Regions from separate parts of the Mus musculus genome. Here region 1 is linked to region 2. The links are chromatin loops, found by intact Hi-C in ENCODE. Cell type or tissue: left cerebral cortex. All regions are shown on one strand. Links, peaks and the distances in the headings refer to the core of each region. The heading gives the core; the rest is flanking DNA.

Evidence for each region. Peaks named below come from ENCODE experiments on the same cell type or tissue, not always from the same donor. Only the 100,000 strongest peaks of a DNase experiment are listed, where the experiment ranks them.
Region 1: it touches region 2 in a loop (2.2-fold over the local background); 8 of 42 quality-filtered maps call a loop at or near these places.

The regions. Positions count from the first base shown.
Region 1 is chr1:126,826,511-126,834,867 of GRCm38, forward strand. It overlaps Nckap5 (NCK-associated protein 5), which reads right to left and starts at 4,122. Exons shown (of 17, transcript NM_001081756.1): 1 at 3,807-4,122. In left cerebral cortex, for the core only: no CTCF peak of the experiment used is centred there; DNase peaks (open chromatin) are centred at 3,619, 4,027 and 4,277; H3K4me3 peaks cover 1,070 bases.
Region 2 is chr1:126,926,609-126,934,965 of GRCm38, forward strand. No RefSeq gene overlaps it. Among named protein-coding and RNA genes, the nearest start is that of Gm41945, 94 kb to the right of the region's middle. In left cerebral cortex, for the core only: CTCF peaks have their summits at 3,250 (motif pointing right) and 5,335; DNase peaks (open chromatin) are centred at 3,264, 4,166, 4,843 and 5,321.

The DNA.
Region 1 (8,357 bases), core at 88-8,087, 100 kb before region 2:
GATGTATTTTCTCCAGCAGCCTCTACCTCCTAGAGGCTCCATAACCTTTGCAAACAGCTTCACCAGCTGAGACCAAGGATTCAAACTAGTGAGTCTATAGGGAAGATTTCATTTTCAAACCACAGCACTGTGTAAAATGCCAGGTGCTATGACAGGAAAAACATCGGAAACATTAGTAACAATAAGACAGGGGACAGAGGTAGGCAGATCCCTGGAAGTTTTCTGTAATGACCAAGTTCCAGGCCAGTGAGAGACTCTGTCTCAAAATTGAAAAGGTAGAAGATGTCTGAGGAACAACATTCAACATTCAGTACCTGGATCCCCTCGCATGTGCACTGTACATGCATGCACTCGTACACTCACACATACATGGACACACGGAGAGAAAGAGGAAGAGGAAGAGGAAGAGGAAGAGATGGAGGAAGAGAGGAAGAGAGAGCAAACTCATTGATTTTACAGAACCACAATATTGAAGCAATATTTGAATCACATTGTATAAAAAATGACCCACCCCTACACATCACAGAATGGAAATTCAAAACAAGACGTATTCTAGCCTACAGGTAGCTCAAGAAGCATGATTCTCTATGCCTAGCCTCTCTGACTTTCCCTGCAAGTAGTATTCTCAGATCTGTGTGACCACAGTGACTCAACTCTGCTGGAACAGCTCAGAGGCAGCCACAGACAATAAGTCAACAAACAGGTGTGGCTGTCTTCCAATAAAACTTTATCCACACAAAAACACAGTGGGCAGGTTTTCGCCTGATTTGTAGCTTGTCAATTCCTGTGCTAAGCTGAGAGAAGGAGGCTGGACTTTGCTTAAAGGCAATCAAACCACCTGCCTGATCAAAGCTCTATCTTTCTCTTTATCCTCCTCGCCACTGTTCAAGGATATTAGTAAAACCTTCGTGTCTTGGTCCCTTCTTCAGAAAGGTGGTTGGAGCTCCTTCCAGCTCCCAGCCATGGCTCTCACATAACAATGCTGGCAGAAGTCCCTGCCCATAGAGAATATGTATCTGTAGAATGCTCATCCATAAATAGGACGTCTATATATCACTCTCTACTCAAAGGCTCATGGACCATCTAAGAAGAAGGATTAAAAAGACTGTCAAAGCCAAAGGTTGGGAAGGGCCAGACCGGAGTTGTCTTCTGGGCATGACAGAACTGCTGTACTCATCAATTTAAAACCACCTTGTTTACCTGCACAAGAGCTGTACAAGATCAAGGTAACCAAGACTCCAGCATGGAGGGATGAAGGACTTGAGTGGCAGATAATGGCTTTTGGGAGAGGGGGAAGACTTGGCATGTCTCTCTCTCTCTCTCTCTCTCTCTCTCTCTCTCTCTGTGTGTGTGTGTGTGTATGTGCATGTGTGTATATGTGTGTGCATGTGCCTATGTGTGTATGTGTGAATGTGTGATGTTGCTGTTGAAAGTGTGGCCCCTGGTAAGCCGGTGTGCACCAGTGGACATCCCCACTTGCATGAGTCTATGGGTAATTCAAACTGAATCTGCTAGCTCACTTTTTAAAAAAGAAAAAGAGCTGGGGGCTAGAGCAGTGGCCCAGTGACTTAGAACACTAGTAGCTAAGAACTCACTTTTGTAGATGGCCCAGATTCTATTCCCAGCACCCACAACGATCCAACTCCAGTTCCAGGGGATCTGAAGCCTTCTTCTGACCTCTGTTGGCCCTGGCATATATGTGGTGCACATACTACATGCAGACAAAACAGGGTTATATACATAAAAATAAATAGAATCTCTTTTTCTAAAGTGGGTGTGAGCCGGGTAGTGGTGGTGCACACCTTTAATCCAAGCACTCGGGGGCAGAGGGAGCAGAGGCAGGCAGATCTCTAAGTCCAAGGCCAGCCTTGTCTATAGAGTGAGTTCCCGGATAACAGAGAAACCGTGTCAAAAAAAAAAAAAAAAAGATATGTGTTTTTGGGAGGAGAGACAGGGCATAAGGGTGAATCTGAAAGGATCCTAAGAGAGGGAGCAGGGGTTCACTCTATGCCTGTATGGGGTACTCAATAAATAATACAAGTATTATTTTTTTAAAAAAAAGATGTACCTGCATATGGAATATATGTCTAAAGTCAGAGTCTCCCAGGAATATATGGCTTTCTCCCCACCTTCCAGGAACCAGCATGGTACCCCTCATTCTGCTCTGGTGAGTAACTCAGAGTCTGGAGAAGCCATTCACTCTCAGGGACCTGCCAACTGAGCCGTAGATTACCTTACCATTCTATTGCCCAAGGTCTTTCTTCCCATGATTCAACACAAAGTTGCATTTGGGTCCATATGGACTTCTGTGTGTGTTTGTTGGGGGTGGAGGGTGGAATCATTGTATGGGACAGGCACAGGTCACACGAAGCCGTGTTTTCCCTCCAAGTTCTGGCACTGCCACAGGCAGGGAAAGTATCTGTGTTCACGAATGTCTCCATTCACCTCTATCATAAACAGAGCTCTATGTGTACATATAGCAAAGTCACTGCCTGCCCACAGGAAACCCAGAGTCCTTTGTTCATGAGAGGATGGACTCTCTCCACTGGGTCCATTCAATGGGTAGAGAGCTGAGTCAGGTTTTTCCCTGAAACTTCTTCTATTCAGTATTTCCTTCATTGACTTTCGCCACTCTTAATGGGTAAAACTTTGCTGTTGCAAGATCCCTTAAAATACCCCTCCTGGGGCCAACCGCTGTTTATCTTGGCAGCAGGTAGCTCCAAAAAATTTGGAAAGTCTCTACTTGGCATGGGCTCTGAGCTACTGGCACGTTAGAGATTAATAAAGCACATTTAGCAGCGCTCAGGTCTCTGCAACACAATCCCTCACCGTGAAACGTGCGAGATTCTTTGTTCACGGCGAACAAAGTCAAAGCCAGAATGAGCCAACCATGACAACCAGAGATAGGAAACAGTCAAGATCCTTGAACATCTTTCATCTGGCAACTGGTGGGTAGGAATTGATGCCCAGTGCTCAATTATACATCTGCTTGGTGTTCTCAGCTGTATGAACTGGGCAGGAGCTTGGGACCCCTGAGCTGGGAGCTGACTGAACAGCAGCGCCAAGATATCAGGGCTGTACCTGTTTCCTTGAAGCCCAAGAAAAGCTTGAACTGAAAGCCCGTGAAGGAACAACTCCAGAAGCAGAAAAAAGAATCAAGATTTACCAAGACATTTCCAAACATTTTGGCTTTTCTTTAGGAAAGCAAAATGCTTAGGTTTGTTTGGATATTAGCGAGGGAGGGAGGGAGGGAGGGAGGGAGGGAGGGAGGGAGGGAGGGAGGGAGGGAGGGAGGGGGAGAGAGAGAGAGAGAGAGAGAGAGAGAGAGAGAGAGAGAGAGAGAGAGAGAGAGAGAGAGAGAGAGAGAGAGAACCAAGTAAACTTTGCTCGATTGTACAGGTGTGGCGCTGGTACCACAGGAAGGAGACAACAGCGACAAGAAATGGGAACTAAAACTCAAACAGGCATTAGACAGCAATTACAGGTTCCGAGGAGGAAGCAATTCACTGTGAAACCCCACACACCTGGATTCTCGCAAAGCAAGCACCGGAAGAAAATAGCAGGGAGCCACACGCGCAAAGGCACCATGGTGAGTGCCAACGCAGCCTGCACGTGCTGAGCGATGCCTGGATGTATTTACACTGAGTGGCTCCTCCTCGGAGTCCTCCAGAAAAATCACGCAGACCTGCAAATCAGAAGTCCAGACCACTGCACTGCTCCTGCTGAGCACAGTAACCTTAATTCTCCACATCAAAGTCCACACGCAGTGGGACAAAAAGCGAAGCAAAGAAAAGTTCTATCCTTACCTAAAAGGCATAGCAGACAGGCCAGCTGGTTGCTCCGCCACCGTTAGCCTGCTCCGGGGTTCTGTCTCATTCCATCCAAAGTCCTAGTGCTACCCAGGAGGGCTCCTGGGGGGTTCTCGGATCTTCCTGTAGGAGTTTTTGATCACTGGCTTGCTTAACAAACACGCCTGTGTTCTGCGGGCGTTTGAATGCAGTACCACACCGGGCACCGAGCCAACACTCAGCTTCCACAGGCAACAAGAGAGAGGAAAAACTCACACCCTCCCAAGCAGGCTTCCCTCCTTGGTGTCTTTTAAGGTGGGGATCCAGGTGTCATCTCTGGTTGGAGGGTAGCGTGAGAGGTAGCTAGCTCCCTTTTCTGACTTCTCCGCTGCCTCGTGGGAGCCCCAAAGTTTGTTTTTCTATCTCACTGCCCCGAAGTTCTCCTCGTGATCGGGATCGCCCGGCTTGCCTTTCCACCAGCTGCACTTTAAATGTATTTTAATTGGCTGGAATGTCGAAAGAATCTATTTGGCAGTCGTTTACATGGGACGCACGCCCAGGGCAGCTGAAAAGAGGCCCCAGAAGCGGACGATTACTTCATCAAAAGCGGCAGTTTGAATAGCACTGACTCCTACTGAACTACAAGGAACGGAGTTCTATAGCCAAGATGGAATAATTAATAATTTGTGGAGAAAATTCTTCATTCATCTAAAAAAAGCCAAAACGAAGGGGGCGGGAATCCCTGCAGGTAGGGGAGTACTTTCTGAAAGGGGTGACTTATTACGGCCCCTGTTCTGCTCTCTACAAACATTGATTTTGTACAGCCTTACAGGAGGGACATATGCATAATTTGGTTTTCCTGAAAAGCTAAATCAAGTAATTTTCACTTTCAAAGAGCCCCTGAGATGCATAGCACTTTTCCACCCTCATTCATTAGCCAGAACCCACACTAGATATTTTCCCGAGTGAAAGACAGTTATTCAAGTTCTTTCTTTCTTGGTGACCTCTCAGCTAGATCCAGCTTCAAATAAATTCTCCGTGAATCCAAATAGATAATCATCAGCGCACAGTGTTTATAAGCCTGATTAGAATTTAAAATATTACAAGTGAAGAAGAGTCTAGGAGATCGCTTGGATGGGTCAGACCATTTGCTAGGCAAGCAATAGGACCTGGGTTCAAATCCTTAGAAGACACATAAAAAGCCGTGTGTGGTTCTGTACACCTCTAATCTCAGTAGGAGGGTAGCTGGGGCTTGCTGGCTGCCCCATGTCACGAGATGAAAGCAGAAAGAGGTACAGGAGAGCTCCCAGCTTCCTTCTCTGGCCTCTGCATATATATATGCATATATATATGGGCATGCATATACTCACACAAGTGCGAGTGTGAACTCTCTCTCACATATACATACAAAAAATGTTACTCAAAAAAATGATAGCTTAGGCAGATTATGACATTAAACAGTAGATAACAAACACTTATGCATAAATGTCTCAAAAAATAGAATAACAAAGCAAACCATAAGTCAGATAAAACAAGAGATAAATGGAAGAGCCTTCACATTTTTTCTAGACTGCTGATTTTCCAGGAGGCTGATTTATTGGTATATCTCAAGTGGGCTTACAGATTAAAAAATCCCAGGCTTTCTGGGTTGCCCTAATGACCTCCCTCCTTCAGAGCACCTGCCTTTAGTGGGGTACCTAGAACGAGGCAAGCACCCCAAGTATTCTTCTCCAATGGAAAATGTGAGCCAGGAAACACTGACACATACATTCATTACTCTGCCTTTCCTTCATGTTAATAAAACTGTCTGTGGTTCTCAACAAGACGGAACATGAGGAAGGGTGATGTATGTGTGCATCGTTCAGGACGATTTGTTGAACTGCTCAGAGGCAAAACCCAGCACACGGGGAAGTTAAAGAGAAGGCTGAAAGAGAGGACTGGGCCAGCCTCATGGATATGCAATCTTCATAGCCCTGTAGAGCCCTGTTCCCTGCAAGGGCTTGTGTGTGTGTTAATGTGCTCTCTTTTAACATCATTCTTATATCACATTTATTTGTTCATATTGTGTGTACACGTAGAGGTCGGAAGACAACTTGAGGATGCCAGTTCCCTCCTCCCACTGTGTGGGTCCCAGGATCAGATTCATCAGGCTCGGCAAGGGCTTTTACCTGATGACCCGTCTCCCAGGCTCTTCTCCTGTCATTCTTGTCTCCTTAACTGAACAAGGGGCCCTGTGATTTCACTTTGCTTTGGGACTGGAAGACAGGCAGCAACACCTGAGAGAAACAGTAGCCATCTATGAGGTTAAACACAGGATTGCTATTTTAAAACATAGGGAAGAGCCAACAACATCGTGCATGACAAGTGCTTACCATACCTTTGCCTTACTCAATGCATTGCTGCTAGGTGGGCAGAGGTCTAAGATGGAGAATGCCACCCCATCCCCGCAGTCATTGGTAAGATGGTGATCTATGTGTTGTATGCAGTTTACCCTGGTGGGATGCATCACTGCACTGCATCTGGTAGGTTCGGAGAGTCTTTGTCCCCATACAGTCAGCTCCCACTTAGTTATTCTATGGGCAGAAAGATCCACTGCATAACTAGCCACCTTCTTTTTCCAAATTAACTTAAAGTTAACTGTGGTTAACTTTGCCAAACCCAAACACACCACTGGCCCACCACTGTGAATTCCAATAACTCTCAAGCTCTTCAGAGAGCAGGAACCCCTGGAGTGCTCTCCAAGACCTGAAGCCTGGGTGGTAGCCTTCCTTGGCTTATCAGAAGGCATACAGAAAGCCTTATCTCTGTAAGAGAGGGCTTGCTCTCTGATGTCAAGCACTTCCCGTCTCTGCTATCTTGAGTCTCTTACCTGGACTTGTAAATGTTTGGTCTCAGTGTTTAATAAGCAAATAGATCAGCATTCCAGAAAGAGAATTTTAGAGATTAACTGATTCTATTATTTTTTAAAGGACATTTGAAGCAAGAAAATAATCATACACAGGCACATACACGCATGTGTACACACACACAAGGGACATGCACATATACATTCACTCACAGAATTGAGTTTGTATGCGTATGCTTTCTTTTGCTATGCATGTTCCTACTTTGTGTCTCTTTGTGTACACGTTCAGTTGTACATGCATGTTGTGTGCATGTAGAGGCCAAAGGTCAACATGAGTCATTTCCTCAGTTGCTCTCAGCCTTAATTTTTGAAACAGGATCTCGGCGGCGTCACTGAACGTAGGACTCACAGACTCTGTTAGACTGGTTGACCAGTGTGGTGGTTTAAATATGAAATGGTGTGCTTTGGTTTGGAGATCTGAACACTTGGTCCTCAGTTGCTGATACTGTTTCAGGAAATTTGGGAGATACAGCCTGGCAGGAGGAAGTATGTCACTGGGGTTAGAGGAAGTGGAAGAAGGAGTATGGAAATGATGTAAATACACTACTTATGTAAGAAATTCTCAAAAACCTAACAAATTAACCAGAACACAGATGATTGTTCTAGATGCTACTTGGGTTACCTCTTTGCAACCATCACACAATGCTGTGGAGAAACAGTATTTATCCTTCTTTTGCAGATTTATAAGATAAAGATCTGCCCGAACTATTCACATTGTCACTCCCAGGACTTGGCAGGGCAGAGATTTAAACTCTACTCCCGATATTTTCTTTCCTACAACTACCCACCTGTCAAAAACAAGTCAAGGAACAGAAAACAATTGGCTCCTTAGGAGAGCCTCTTTAGCCCCAAAATTTAGTGCTGATGTAGGTCAGTGACTCTGGGCAAAGACAAGAGATTGGTCTGGGAGACTCTGGAAGTGAGAGGAAAGATGAAGGGGAAGATAGGAGAGATGTGGGTTGGGGGAAGGAAGGAAAGAGAGGGAGGAAAGGGAGAGGGAAGGAGATAAGGGAGGGAAAGGGAAAGGAGAGGGGGAGGGAAGGAAGAGGTAGGGAGAGAAGAAGGAAGGGGAGAGTGACAAGAAGAGTGACTTTGGATGTTCCTTGCATTCAGAAATGGTGTTTTAAAGCCCCCATATCTAAAAGAAGTGTTTCAGAAGACTAGGGGGAAAGTAGCAGCCCACCAATGTGTTGGAAAGCCAAAGAAAATTCACCACATTTACATATGTGCTACAGCTGCTGTCTTCAAATACAGTCTTATCATTTCCATGGTATCTTGACCTTTGGAGACTTCATCAAAATCCCAGTGACAAAATGATTAGTGCACAGCTTTGGAATTTGTTCTTGCTAAGCACACTTCCTGATCATTGTCACAGGCAATCATGATGAGACCTTACATGCTCCAAAACTATATCTTTGCATTGCTTAGACACAAGTCAACAGAGTTTTCAGGAGACAAGCCACACAAGGTGTCTTTTCTGGGATGGGCTTTGGTCCAAGACCTGAGATGGATTCGCTCTTTGAAAGCACGGTGATTACCAAGATTTTAAAGATGGAAGAATGGGGACACAGAGCTTGGACTTGCCTTCTAGCTTCCAAACACTGCTCTCCTGTCACTCACAGCAGCCCACTGTCCTGAGTTTTGGGATAAACCACTGAGGAGAA
Region 2 (8,357 bases), core at 37-8,036:
GGATTCCTGAATAAGAAATTAACACACTTGTACCCCACCCCAGGACTGTCCACTCAGCTCTTAATTTTCTCAGAAGGCACTGACCTAAGTGCACCCTCTGACCTACCAACAAAATCCCAGGGAGGTACATAAAGATGAGTGCCGAAAACTGGGATTCAACGTAACTAACGGACCGAAAAATTAGGAAGTCTGATGGTTTAATTTGAAACGGAAGTTACAGTCACAACAAATAATTTTTAATTAAGTAAAATGTCAAGACCCAGTCATCCAAAGAAGATACCAAAAGTATCCTCCATCACAGATTTATTCTTTGGAGAAATCTGCCACTCGCACCTCAAAATTTAATTTCCTGGAGCCCGCGGTTGGCATTCATTTTATCATTTTAATAATCTTTAATATTGTGTCAAAGATTAAAATCTGCCATGTACATATAGACCCAGGGTCCTACAGAGAGCGGAGGTCACATGGAGTAAAGGAGGCTGGGATATTTGGAGAAAGGAAGGGGGGCTCTGGACTGAGAGAGCCAAGAACATGAAAGGGAGCAACCGGGATAGCGATGAGGCCAGGACCAGTTGTGTCAATAGCAAGTGAGTGGGGATGTTCTTAGGGGACAACTAGCAGGAGACAGGGAGACTTGCTCCCCAGGGAAAAGAAACTGGGGCCTATATCTCACAGGTCAAACATAAGCGCTGTGCAAGCTGAGTATTCCCTGGTGGGCCTTTGTTGTCTAATTTGTCTTTCTAATGCTCGCTGGAAAAACTATTGCCGACAGTGCAAGCTGACATTTTACAAATGTCAGAGCTTATAAACAAGGACAGGCTCCAGTCCTAGGACCTACCTAGGTTTCTCAATCCATGAAACTGAGAGGCACTGAACGACTGGAGGACCCCTGGAGAACTGCTGGTCTTCAGTCCAGGTTAGAGGCCAAAGGAGCCATCAGTGAAGGGTGGAGCAGCAGCAACCACAGCAGCGATTACAAAGGCTCTGAACTTGGAAGCGGGGCAGATGAATTTACAAACAAGATGCGAAGGTAGGCAGGCAAAGAGCAAACCTTTTCCCTGATATTGTATACTGGGTGCTGCCCAAAGGTGCTGCTCACATGCAGGAGTAGGTCTCTTCACATCAGTTAGCATGTGAGGGTGAGGAAATTCCCTCACAGGTATGCCTAGAAGTTCATGGGAAGTACAGACCTTGTTCAGTTAGGGATGAATATTAGCCAACGGAGCAGCCTTTGTCAGGTCACCTGACCGCTATGAGACTTCACGCATGCGTGTTTGAAACTCATCCTACATAGGAAGGATGAGGAAACCGGAGTTTCATAGGTATCAAGGCACACAGGGGACTCTTTACTGATTCTATTTTAGGCCCCAACATTACCCTGCTTTATTATTATTATTATTATTATTATTATTATTATTATTATTATTATGGTTTGTTGCATTTTGTGTGCATGTGTGTTCCTGCTTGTCTGCATGTGCACAATGGACACACATGCACCCTCAGAGTCCAGAAGAGGGTATTTGGGTCCTCTGCAAATGGAGTTAGAAATGATTGTGAGCTGCTCCAATGTGGGTTCTCAGAACTGAACCCTGATCCTCTGCAAAAGCAGCAAGGACCCTTAGCCACCGAGCCCTTTGCTCCAAACACCTACACCCTGCTTCTAGATTGCACGAATCTGTTAGTCTTTGGTAGCTGACCTCAGACTCTAGCACACACTTGATAACCCTTCCTTCTGTGGGGCAGGAGCCAAATCCCTCCCTGGCACTTCCTGCAAACGTGAGCACTTGACTCAGAGAAGGAAAACGGAAATCCACACAGACATGAGCAGCTGGCAACTGGCTTTTCTTTTTCCAAACCAGTGCCCTTGCCTTTAGAAACCCCGAAGAGCCTGCATGATTAAAAACTGGAATTAATTAGAATACTTAAAATCCAGCAGCAGTCACTTTCAAAGCAACAGCCGACGGTGCCTCCACCACCTCCAAGTATTCCCATGGGCACCTACAGCTTCAAGAGAGAGACCCCAAACAGCACCCAGGAGGCCGTTAAAACCCATCTGCAGCCCCGGGAACTGTAGCAAACATTAAGCAGAAATGGGCACAGTTGTTTGGCAATGAAAAACTGGAGGTCTTTAATAAGCACCCACATAAACCTTGTTTTAAATTTCACATTCATGCTTCTATCAACATTGGTTTGGTTAATTATCTCAATATCTAAAATGGGGAAAGGGTTTGGAAGGTGGCTCTGTGGGAACTGTTTGTGGCAGAAGCACATAGACCTGAGTTTGGATCCCTAGAACCTACTTAAAGCCAAGTGGAGTTGAGGATATCTGTAATCCCAGCATGACTGCATAGATATGAGAGGCAGAGAGGGAGAGGAGAGTCTCTAGAAGCCTTCAGGCCTAGACGGCCACTGACAGCAGTGGAGAAAGAGACCCTGTCTCAGACAAGTTAGAGGGTTCAGGTTGTCCTCTGACCTCCACATGCATGCCTTAGTTTATATGGACCCTGCCTACACAAACAGAATACACACGCACACACACACACACACACACACATGCACACACATACACATATGCACACATAAACATGTACACACACACACACATGCACGCACGGGGAAATAAATATATAGTAATAAGGTATTGGTATCCAGGGATCTTCAAATAGTTATTGCTCTACAGTAGAAGCAGATAGTCTCAAACAGCACCTGGTTCATAAATGCTTGATAAACTAGATTTGTAAAGTTATGATTGTAAATTCCATAAAAATGCATCTGATCCAGTACTGAAAGGTGGATTTCCCTGTGGCCGTGGGGAGACAACATTTAAATGGTGCTGTTGCTAATATCTGCCATAAAGAAGTGTGGTGATCAATATTAATTCTCAGCTTGAGACACTCCAGAGTAGCTGAAGATGCAAGCTCCATGCTGTCTGTGAAGGGATTATTTGATTCAATCAATCGAGATGAGAGGGCTCATGTTAAATATGGGTGGCACCATGCCATGAACTGAGGTCCTGGACCGAATTACAGAGAGAAGGAAAGCAGTGCAGGGGTGCTCATCTGCTGTATTTCCCGACTGGAAACAATGTGACCACCTGCCCTATGTTCCTGCTGCCATGCAGTCCTTCTGTAACAGACTGTACCCCTTAACACTGTGAGCCCCTGAACCTTCTAAAGCTGCCTTTGAACAAAGTGATGGCTACAGACAGGGTTCCTCTTCATGCACCTTTATGATCATACTGTCATTTCTATTCCAAAGACAGCCAGCAGAGGGCAGAGCTCTATGGTTTTGTAATTAGTTGAAAGGACCCTGTAATTCTCTGTTGGCTCCCATCTGATCTTCCGATTCCAGTGATGAGCATGTGTCAATATCTGGTCATCGATAGTGTGAAAACGCTAAATTGAAACCCTACAAAGGAGGATGTGGTGGAGAGAAAAGATGCTCTATCTTCTTTCTGAAGAAAAAAATTCCTATTTTAAAAGGTTTGTTTTGTTTTTATGTGCATGTGTATTCATATTCTCTCTCGCTCACTCTCTCTCTTGCTCTCTCTCTCTTCCCTTCTCTGTGTGCATAGGTACTCATGGAATTCAGAAGAGGGCATCAGATTGCCTCCAGCTGGGCTTACAGATATTTGTGAGCCACCTGACATGGATGCTGGGAACAGAACCCTAGTCCTTTGCAACAGTGGTACTCACTCTTAGCCAGCCCTAGAAAAATCTCTTTTCACAGTGAGTCCATGGATAACTAGCAACTCCTTTTAAGTTAGTGATCCTACATTCTAGGTACTCAGCTGCTACCATGAGAGGCTAGGCTGTCAGGTGAGACAAGAAAACTGTCCGCAAGATGAACAGTGCTCCCACTCCAGATGAACAGTGCTCCTACTCCAAAGCCATATCGACACCCCAAAGAAAAGATGGTTCTCTTCCACAGGTCAGATTCACGGCAGAATCTACCTACCTACAACATTGAGGAGGAAATACTATTGTCTCTGCTCTTCCCTTCATCGCCGCTGTGTGGAGGGACCACATCTCTCCCCACACCAAAGTTCCGCCAAATGTTATCTGCATAGGCATCACCAAAACCTGCCTTGGCTCTTTTTATGGAACTTGAAATCTTTTTAATTGAGACAACACCCAGCCGACCAGCCACGGGCTTGCTGCACTGGGCTTTAAGTTAGTTTGACGTTAGCCTCCTACGTGTTACCAAACGCCTGTGTGGGTGCTGCCTTCTGTCTCGTTTAACACTGCAAGATCTCAAGTGCAGGACATTCCAAACCCATCGGCCTTCTCGTTTCTCTGCTCCAAAGCGTCATTCATTCGGAGGCTCTCTTGCGTTTCATATTCATTCTTTTCTACTCCCCTCCCTCCTCAAATTTTCTCATTATAGTCTGACCCTTTAAGCACAGTGTTATCTGGTTATCATTGAAAATTGCAAAATCTATAGCATAAATATAAAAACAACGTGTATATCTTAACTGTGTATCTTATTTTTAAAACGTGTGCTAGCAGACATTAGTTGTATATCTCAATGTATTCAGTGTGTTCTTCTCCTAAAAGAACGTTCGTTCATTTAGTTATTGGAGGGGGGGCACACACATGCTTGGCTCTCAGATGGGGGTCAAACATAGCTTGGGAAAATCAGTTCTCTTTCCAGCACCTACGTAGGGTCTCGGGATTGGATTTAGATCCGTCAGTTCCTCTGGCTTGACAGCAAGCCCCCTTCCCCACTGAGCCATCTTCCCAGCCCCACGTCTATATGTAAAACCGTTTTAACAGATACGCTGCACTGTTTCACAGGCCACGGGTGCCCTTTCTGAGTTAAACCTCTGTATCCAAGAAGATAAAGCATCTGGACTTGTTCACTTCCTCTCAGCTATTTGGACATCCGCATAGTCCCGGAGATGTTACTCACCAGGTTTTTAAAATAAATAAAATAAATAAAATACTATTTCCATTTGCCCAGGTGGCAAGATTACATTTCAGGATTGAAAGACAGGAGAAAGGAGGAGGGGGGATTGCTGACACAACATCTGCACTCTCTCTCTCTCTCTCTCTCTTTTTTTTTTTTTTTTTTTTTTTTGGTGGAATTTCATCACATTTCTGCTTGCAGCCTAATCATCTTACTGGGAATTAAGAAAACACAGGAATGTTTAAATTGTGCCATGCACCCACAGCTCCTATAAGTCTCGAATTTAATCCTGGGAGGTAGCTTTTCACACCAAGAAATCCCAGGAAGAAACTTCCTTTCTGTGTGTTTTGTGAGCTATGCTCCAAAAACCCATGACCGCATGCCTAAAACTATGGATGCAGCGCCATCTAGCTGCAGCAGTGGGTGGAGCAGGAGCCCAGAATTAGTAGCTTCAACCCTGATCTGCAGCTCACCTAGACAAACAGAAGCAGCTCTGACAATTGCTCACACTGAAATGCCGCTGCTAAGGAGGGAGAGCCCAGAATTCAAGCTGAGCCTGAGATACAGAGCCAGACCTTACGTGACTAATGAAGAACGTGGCTCAGGAGATGGCACAGTTGGTGAAGTACCTGCTTTGCAAGCCTGAGAATCCAAATTCCATACCAGGAATGTCATACGAAAATATCAGGCATGATGGCATGTGCCTGTTATCCTAGAACTGGAGAAAAGGAAATAGGCATATCCAACCTAGCCTACTTGGTGAGCTCCAAGCCAAACAACAAGAGATCCTGTCTCATAACAGCAAGGTGAATGGTACTTGAGAAATAGCTCGGATTGACCTCTGACTTCCACATGCACATGCTTACATGTGCAACAGAAAGGGGGAGAGGGGGAGGGAGAGAGGGAGAGAGGGAGAGAGGGAGAGAGGGAGAGAGGGAGAGAGGGAGAGAGGGGAGAGGGAGAGAGGGAGAGAGGGAGAGAGGGGGAGAGGGGGAGAGAGGGGAGAGAGGGAGAGAGGGAGAGAGAGAGAGAGAGAGAGAGAGAGAGAGAGAGAGAGAGAGAGAGAGAGAGAGAGGAGAGAAGCCCACTTTGCAGAAACACTGTGAAGTCTGGCATCATCAGAAGAAGAGCCAGGACATAAAAGCACAGCCCCTTGCTAGCATCACTCCCCCCCACTAGCTGGCTGTGGCTTCTCATACTGTCCTGAGCTCAGAGTCCCTCAAGGAGATTCAGGATGATAACTGTCATGCATTCAGTAGACTGTCGGCTGCACTCACTGCCTAATAAAACAGTCATATGCTTGAGGATATGGGGGAGGGGCTTGGTACCACTGTGGAGAGCTGAAGTCTAGGGAGCCTTGGCATGGGTCTGATCTGTGCCCACGGCATGGGCACAATCCACTCTCTTTTTTTATTTGAGCTTTTGATCAAATGACCCAGTGGCAGCATCCCCGGGTGCTCTAAGCACAACGTTTAAGATAAAGTGCCCTCTGAGAACCTATTTAACACTTGGCTACTCTCTATTTCTTGAGACTACTCAGTTACATCTACGGTAATCAGCTCAAAGAGCAGCCATTAACATGCATACAGATGAAACTGATTTTCCCTGAAACACCCTTTTCAGTGCTTTCCAAGGAGGCCTGTCTAACAGCAGACCCACGTTCTGGAATGAGTTCCATCTGGTAACTGAACTGTCCTTTGTCTTGGCTTCCTGTCCTGACCTCTGCCTGGCTATGTCTCTAGCTGGCCACCTCCATCTCCTTCCTGTCATAGCTCCTTCTTCCCTGGTCTGAAGACTGGTTTCTGTAGTGTGGGCTGGGTATTCTCCTTACTGCCAGTTTGGTGTGGCTAGCAGGAGTGAGGAAGGAGAGCAAGGGCAGGGTGTCTGTCAGCCCCTGGCTTTTCCAAATAGCACCATACCCCTGAGAATGAAGACTCTGACCTCTCTGTCCTTGACGCTCTACTTCAGGGTTCCTAGCTCTTTCCCATGTGCCTATGTGTCCTTTACATGCCTATCATCCCTTGGTCATGCTCTCTCCTTGCATGACACTTTCTTTTGCTTAATTATTTTAAAAGCTCCTCTTTTAAAAGTGGATTCTATATGACCCTTCCCCTACAAAAAGCCACACTTCCCTCTGTGTGAGTTTTCTGCCCACACTCACATATTCTATTACAACCGGACTTGTCACCTCATCAGCCAGGGTCAAGTTCCAACACTTAGGCAACCCAACTCCTAGAGAATGGGATTGGCTAGCGAGCAATAACAGGGTTCAGCGATGACAGTGAAGGCAGTCTTGGTGTTCCTGGGAAGGACAGGAATTCAGTTTCCTGTGCAAATCATTTTAGACTCAGCCACAGGAAAGGAGTAAGAATAGGTACAGAGAGGTACAGAGAGCAGAGTGAGTGTGTGGTCTCAGTGCTACCTCAGGCTCAGAGCATTTCTCTCCGAGCAAGCCCTCCCAGAACCTGTCTGAGCAGATAATATGAGCTCCCACGAGACCGCTGCGTGTATACAAGGCATCTCTGAACTTGAGCCAAATGCAATGGATTTTTATAATTATTGACAAAAAATAATCCTTTGATGCCAATCAATTTTGTAATTTGTGCGCATTCATTTAACACCAAGTTATTGAACAGCCGTCATGTTTCATGCACATGGTAGGCACAGAAATCATTGTAGGCAAAATAGGTTTCTTACTCCCCTCAGAAATAGCTCATAGGTTTGCCAAACATGAAAGATTGTTGGCCAGATAAGAATAAAATGGATGAGGGAACATTACAGAAAAAAAAAAAAAAGGTGGAGAGAATGTAAGAGAAAGAACTGGGAGGAGTGTGTGAGCTGTTGCATTTTGGTGTGGCATGTGGCAAACTCATTAATGAACTCACAGCAGCTGTGGTTATGTGCACAAGACCTGTACCAGACTGAGGCAGTCAACATTCCATCATGGATCCAGGAAGGGACTCATGAGACCTCATCTCTAGCAAAGGATCTACTGGCTATGAGTAGTTGCTAAGGAGGAAGAGTCATTTCTTTTTCTTTGGTGCTGTGGTCACTGGTAAGTTGCCCATAATCTAGTACATAGCCTCCATTCCATATGCAAGCAGTCAACTCCATTTCATACATGTGAAAGCAACAAATTAAACTCAGCATGAAAAAAATAAGATATTGAAGTAGGGGGACTGGTTGGGAGAAGAAAAGGGTCAGATGGAGTTGGGGGGGGGAATGAGTCAGAATAATGAGAAATGAATACAACAAAGACACTATATACACCTATGAAAATCATCAAAAAATAAATTATAAAAGGAAACAATTCACGTGGGATCATAGCCAAAAAGATTGCTCAGAAGTTAAAGAGTTCCATCCACAGAATGCATACAGTGAAAACGGATCTGACTCCTGAAAGTCAGCCTCTGATTGCCACATGCATCTGGTAGCACATGGACACACGT